Regions from separate parts of the Mus musculus genome. Here region 1 is linked to region 2. Evidence: chromatin loops called from intact Hi-C (ENCODE). Cell type or tissue: heart. All regions are shown on one strand. Links, peaks and the distances in the headings refer to the core of each region. The heading gives the core; the rest is flanking DNA. Region 1 holds the start of Colca2 (COLCA2 homolog). Region 2 overlaps Gm32742.

Region 1 (2,909 bases), core at 274-2,773, 120 kb before region 2:
TGCCATTTCCCCTTAAAATGGAGAGTGGACAAGAGAGATTCAATGTGGCTGTCCAACCTGGTTCAGGTGGTCCACAGGGAACAGCCTAGGTCAGTGGGGACTTCAGGGCAGCCTTTGAGGCACTAACATAGAGCATCTTTGAGGACACCTGCTCTGCCTGTGGGCAGGTGGACAAAATGTTTAAAATAGGAGAAAAGCAAGGGTCAGGACCCAAAGGGATCTCCCTCTCTGTTTCTCTGGACTCTCTGTGAGGTGCCTGTGTGCAGGATTTCTGCAGAAGATAGTCCATTTTGTTAAGCCTTTGAATATTCAAATTGAAAGTATCGCGCAATCATTGATTGTCAAATCATGGGTTTCTAGAGGTTTTAAATACTTGGCATGAGGGGGAAAAAACTCAAACCTATACCCGAAGGTATAAAACATTAATTCTGTGTGTCTCCTGATCCAGGGACCTGGGTGCTGCCTCGTGTTTTGTGAAACTTTAAAAATGTCGCATCTCTGCCTTTCTCCCTGCACAGGAGCCTTCCTAGGTGCTGAGTCTCTGAAGCTGCAGCATCCAGTCTCCAGCCCAGCTCCTGCTGACCAGGATGTCGGGTAACTCAGATGCTTTTCCAGGGGTCGGGTCATGAGGGCCAGGGGCACTTGGATCCGAGTGTATTTCCTCTGCTTTTCCTGCGTATAACAGAGAGGCACAAAGTCAGGGAATAATAGTCAGGGCCGGGCATGGATCCAGAGAGGACGCGATCCCGCTGTGTCGGGTCCCTCTGGGTGACTGCCCCCCAGAGCAGAGGCCCAGAGACCCATAAGGCCACTCCGGACAATCGAGTCCCCCACGCCCCTGCCTGCCCTTTCACTTTTCCACCTTGGAGTCCTGGGAATTTGGAGGCGCCGACCTTGTGAGCCCAGAAGCGGCGGCGCGGGGGAGCTAGAGGCTCACGGTGAGCCCTGGACTGGAGCAGGACGCACCCGGCAGGGAACTGGGCTGGGGCTGGTCCCGCGTGGACCCCGAGGCGCGCCCGCGCTGCCTGCAGATCCCAGAGCCGACCCAGACAGTGGGGATGGGAGGAAAGGAGACTGGAGCGGAGTGGGCGCGTCCTGGCACTGCAGCAAGACAAACCGATGCCCAGGACCGGGAAGAACAGCGCACTAACTTTCCTTAGGGATCCTAACTTTCAGGATCTGGCTCGTGGGTGGGGGTCTCCCTGCTGTCCAGCCGCGGTCCCTACACTAACCAGGCGAGGCGCTGGTGGCCTGGCACTGTCTCCAAACGCCTAGGCCAGGGGCCACTGTGCTCCGCCCCTCCCCGTGATTCTAATAAGCGCTCTCTCCAGGGTCAAGGTCGGGTGGGAGTCACACTGGGCTTCTAAGTCAAACTCTATTCGGAAAGTGCCTCTGCCGGGTCTAGCCTGGCCTAACAACCAGTCAGACCTACTCACTGCGCTCTGCCGGGACCCCAGGCGGTCACCGGTCCCTCCCAGCCGACCCCCGCCTAGCACAGCCGGCTACTTGGGCTCTCCCAGGTCTCCCGGCCCAGCTCTGCCGGCTCAGGGGCGGCCCCTTCCGGAGGGCTGCCTCTAGGCGACTGCGCGGTCCTAGGGAGCCTCGGGATGCCATTACTCCAGAGCTGCAGCTCTTGCTGGAGAACTCTCCACAGCTCAGTTCTCCAAAAGCCTGCACCGGAAAGGGAGGGGGTGGGAAGAGATGAAGAGAGCGACAGAGTCGGAGACTAGAGGGAGGAAGGGGGTGAGGAAGAAAAGACATTTTTGAAAAAGAGAAAGGACCGACAGGAGACTATTTCCCGATCTTGGCTCCTTTTCTGGGGTCAGTGCAGTAAGTCCTTAACAGGGCCAGGACAGACTGACTGCCCCGACCCCTGTAGCTTGTCGCTTGTTTCAGGGCTTGCTTCCAGACCAAGGGCACCACAAATAAAGGTTGTACTTCCCCAGAAGCCATGCCTGGATTGATAGAGGAATACAGTGGGGCGGGGGGCATGGGGAGAGGGGCTGTTGTTCACATTATGGTGAGGTCCGCGAGATCAGTTGGAAACAGAGAGCACCCCAGATCCACAAGCTGAGCCGGAACCCCAGATTTAATATCGTAGCCAAAATAGCAGGCTTGTTTGACCTCCCTCCACATTCCAGAGCAGAACAGCTGGTACTGTCCTGAGGATGGGGCCCAGCTAGGGATGAATAATTTCATAGATGCCCACAGATACTGTTCCCACTAGGACCCTGAAGCACCTGCCTGTGCTTAACCTTTTCTAGTTTGAGAAATGTGGGTATTTTTTAACGTTATCTTTTCTTTCTTTTTCTTCTTCTTCTTTTTTTTTCTTTTCTTTTTCTTTTTTCATTCTCTTCGTGTGTTCTGCAAAGGTAGAAACTTGGCCTTGGGTATCCTAGCCTTACCAAGGGAACCCTCACTGTATCCCCTTGACACCCAAGCTTTGAAACTGACCACTAACCCTGTTGCCTCTCCCCAGAAAAACCTAAGGTGTATCAAGGCGTCCGTGTGAAGATGACCGTGAAAGAGCTTCTGCAGCAAAGAAGGGCACACCAGGCCACCTCAGGGGCAAACGTAAGCACCACCCTCTCCGTCTCTGTCCCTCCCAGTCCATCGAAGGCTTCGTTCAGCCCTGTGTCAGGGAAGATGCAGAGGCCACCCATAAGCACAGCCCTGTTCAGGGATTCTTACATCTGTCCCCAACTTCCCAGGTCACCATAGGCAGCCACCAAAACCTGTGGGACATGGTGTAGGGCTCAGGACTGTGGGAGGCTCACCTCTCACTGCTCATAGCTGAGTGGGGAAGGCTTCTTGGTCCTCTGCAAGGAAGAGAGGCAGCCAACAGGTTAAATATGTTTTTATAGTGTTAAGAGAGTATAGATACAGCCCCAACAAACTCATTGAAAAAA
Region 2 (2,909 bases), core at 299-2,798:
AATGCTCTAAACTGGGAAACAGGATGTGGAGACCACAGCATGATCTTTCTAGTCCCGGTTCAGAGACTCCCCAAATGGCTTGGTCTGAATTAGTCACTAGCTCCTTAGGGATTCTCTAGGCCTTGGGTGTCACGTCCCAACATTTGAGCTATTCATGTCTACCTGTCTCCCACCTTGGCTGTGAACTCCAAGACTATATATACTCTATTGCCTGTATCTCATAAGCATTTGGACAAAGTCAGGTTATTGAGTTGAAGGTGTGGTTTAATCTTTGAAACCTCCATAATTAATGGTCTGGGGACAGAAGAGTTAATGGAAAGGGAAAGGAAAGATGAGTTAAAACTAAGGGACCAAAACAGACCCATCACCCAGACCCCAGGATGCTAACCAATGTCCTTAAAGGGAGTCAAAGCTCCCTGGGGAAATGGCTGATTGAATGAACAGCTACGGCAGGAAAGAGACAAGAAGAGCTTGAGATCTTGTGATGCCAAAAGAGGTAAGAAAGTGCATATGAGCACGAGAGAGAGAGAGAGAGAGAGAGAGAGAGAGAGAGACTGTGGAGTGGGTCAAATGAACTCTCTAGCCAACAAGTGCAGTATGGCAAGGGAGGAATTACAGTGGAGAAAACCTAACAGTCAGATGACCAAGGGCAACGTAAGTGCTGTCATGCCATGTTCAGAGCATTTGTCTTTGTTCCATTATAAAGAAAACATCACTTTATTGGTGTGGTGTTCTAAAAGATAAAAAACACTCCAGACCAATGACGATAGAGATTTCTAGTGAATCCCACCCAGCTAAGGCCTGTTTTACAGAGCACTTGTGTATGTAGATTGCCAAAAGTAAAGAGACTCTCGAGAAACTTTCCCAGTTAAAGGGAGGCAGGGACATGACTAAGTACAATGTTTGACCCTGGAATAGACAAGGCAGTGTGAACATAGTATGGCCATTAGCTAAAGTACTCACCCGGTATCTATAATTACTAGGAGTGGGACACACGGGAACTCTAAGAGGTTCTGCAAATCTGAAATTGTTCTTTAGAAACTAAGCTTATTAAAATACATACTTACTGTCATATTCCAGGAAAAACTTAACTTTGTAGTTAGACCCACAGAAAATCAAAGCTGAGTGAGACAACCCAGGACACCAACAGAAACCTGGGAACTGGTAGTGTTAGGAAATGGCAGAAATGACAGTTGGAAGCCAGGCACTTAAAGGTGGTGCAGGACTTGAATCCCGGCACTCAAGAGGCAGAGTCAGGCGGATCTCTGAGTTCCAGGCCTGCCTGGTCTGCAGAGTGAGTTCCAGGAAGCCAGGGTCACACAGAGAAACCCTGTCTCAAAAATCAAACAAACAGATGGACAGACAGAAGTGATAGTTGGAACCAGGGGAGATACAGTAGGCCTGGCAGTGACCAGCTATCAGACAACTTGAACAAAAAGACAAGGCCCAGCACTAAGCCCCCTTAGGAGCTTCATGCCAGAGAAGGACTATGTGACATAGGTGAGCCTGCAAAATGGTGCTGGGCTAATGTGGAGTAAAACCCAAGGCCGGTTAGTGTGACTATATTTAAATGCGTTCAAAAGAGTGTCTGCTTAAACTTTAAAAAGACATACACACACACACACACACACACACACACACACACACACACACACACACACACACACCTGCTAACAGCATTTTCTCTCCTCCCTCATTCTAGCAGATACCTACACCCCACTGCTTGGTCCATGCCAGCTCACCAATTCCTGCAAGCTCACAGTGCCACCTACTGGCAAGACAAAAAGCAGGCAGGGCGAACGGCTCAGCAACAAAATAGCTGAAAAGAGTCAGGTGCCTATCAAGGGTCTCTCACAGGCTGAGGGACTCTGCAAAGCAGTGGCCCTACAGGAAGCTATCAGCCTGGAGGACAGTGAGCACTTAAATCTAAATTTCCCCCTCAAAAGAGTCTCTACAAGGAGCCTTTACTTCTACACCTCGTAATTCTCTTTCCAGCCCTGACTGCAAAATAGCATCCAGCGATCGATCCTTCTGAGCTTCTAGGACATCCTTTTAAGTATCACCACACCCAGAAAGGAGCCTAGAAAATAGATAATAGGTCGAAATAATGATAGATCAAAAGACCAAAACTGGTTAAGTGAATGGAATTCCCTTGAACTGGGGTCACTTGTCTGGGTGTCAAGTGGGTGATCTCTTCTTAAAAGCAATCAATTGTAAGTTACTTGAAGGGAACATTGATGAATAACACAGGGCAAATCAAAATCCATTTCTGCTTCCTCCTCCTCCTCTTCCTTCTCCTCCTCCTCTTCCTCTTCTTCATCTTCCTCCCCCTCCCTCTCTTTTAAATTAGGCCTCACTGCAATGTGATATATTGAATTTTTCTGAAGGCTTCTAAGCAACCATCCATCACACAGAGCACTGAACCTGATCTGGGTTTACGCTCTTCACGATACTTCTGGTCTTGTGGGCATCAGTGATTTTTCACAGCAGCCATAAAGAAAGCTGGGCAGTATTACCCACTATCACTTTTTATAAGCAATAAAGCAATGGATTATTCCATTTTGAGAGCCTGCTTTTCTCAGCCGCATCCACTGCTCATCTTCTCTGGGGAATCACCTGGTTGCACCAGGGACTCTGGCTGCTTTGCAGTTTCCAGTGACTTCTTGTATGCATGGTCTAGGAGCACTTGAACGGCGTCACCCATCTGTTAAAACTGAATTTCAGTCCAGAATGGGGCTCCGACTTTTTCACTATAAATGAGGGGGAAGAGCTAGATGGCTCCCTAAGGGTTTGTGAGTGTGTGTTGTATTGTGTGTCCTGTAGCAGAGACAAAAACTGTAATCTCTCTACCTTATCTCTCATGGGGTTTGCACCCAGAATGCTTAAAGGAGTCTGACTATTTGGCCTTG

What was found. Hi-C counts contacts between places; a loop is a spot of excess contacts. Peaks named below come from ENCODE experiments on the same cell type or tissue, not always from the same donor. Only the 100,000 strongest peaks of a DNase experiment are listed, where the experiment ranks them.
Region 1: it touches region 2 in a loop (4-fold over the local background); 3 of 42 quality-filtered maps call a loop at or near these places.

Annotation. Positions count from the first base shown.
Region 1 is chr9:51,277,261-51,280,169 of GRCm38, reverse strand. It overlaps Colca2 (COLCA2 homolog), which reads left to right and starts at 1,616. Exons shown (of 5, transcript NM_001195681.1): 1 at 1,616-1,830; 2 at 2,480-2,574. The coding sequence starts at 2,515. It overlaps Gm32819 (a long non-coding RNA gene), which reads right to left. Exons shown (of 9, transcript XR_003948163.1): 3 at 2,778-2,819; 4 at 1-2,632. In heart, for the core only: CTCF peaks have their summits at 916 and 1,554; DNase peaks (open chromatin) are centred at 1,029 and 1,559; H3K4me3 peaks cover 1,727 bases; H3K27ac peaks cover 1,761 bases; H3K27me3 peaks cover 39 bases.
Region 2 is chr9:51,160,781-51,163,689 of GRCm38, reverse strand. All of the region lies in intron 1 of Gm32742, which reads left to right. Among named protein-coding and RNA genes, the nearest start is that of Gm32742, 6.6 kb to the left of the region's middle. In heart, for the core only: a CTCF peak has its summit at 1,789 (motif pointing left); a DNase peak (open chromatin) is centred at 1,769; H3K27me3 peaks cover 928 bases.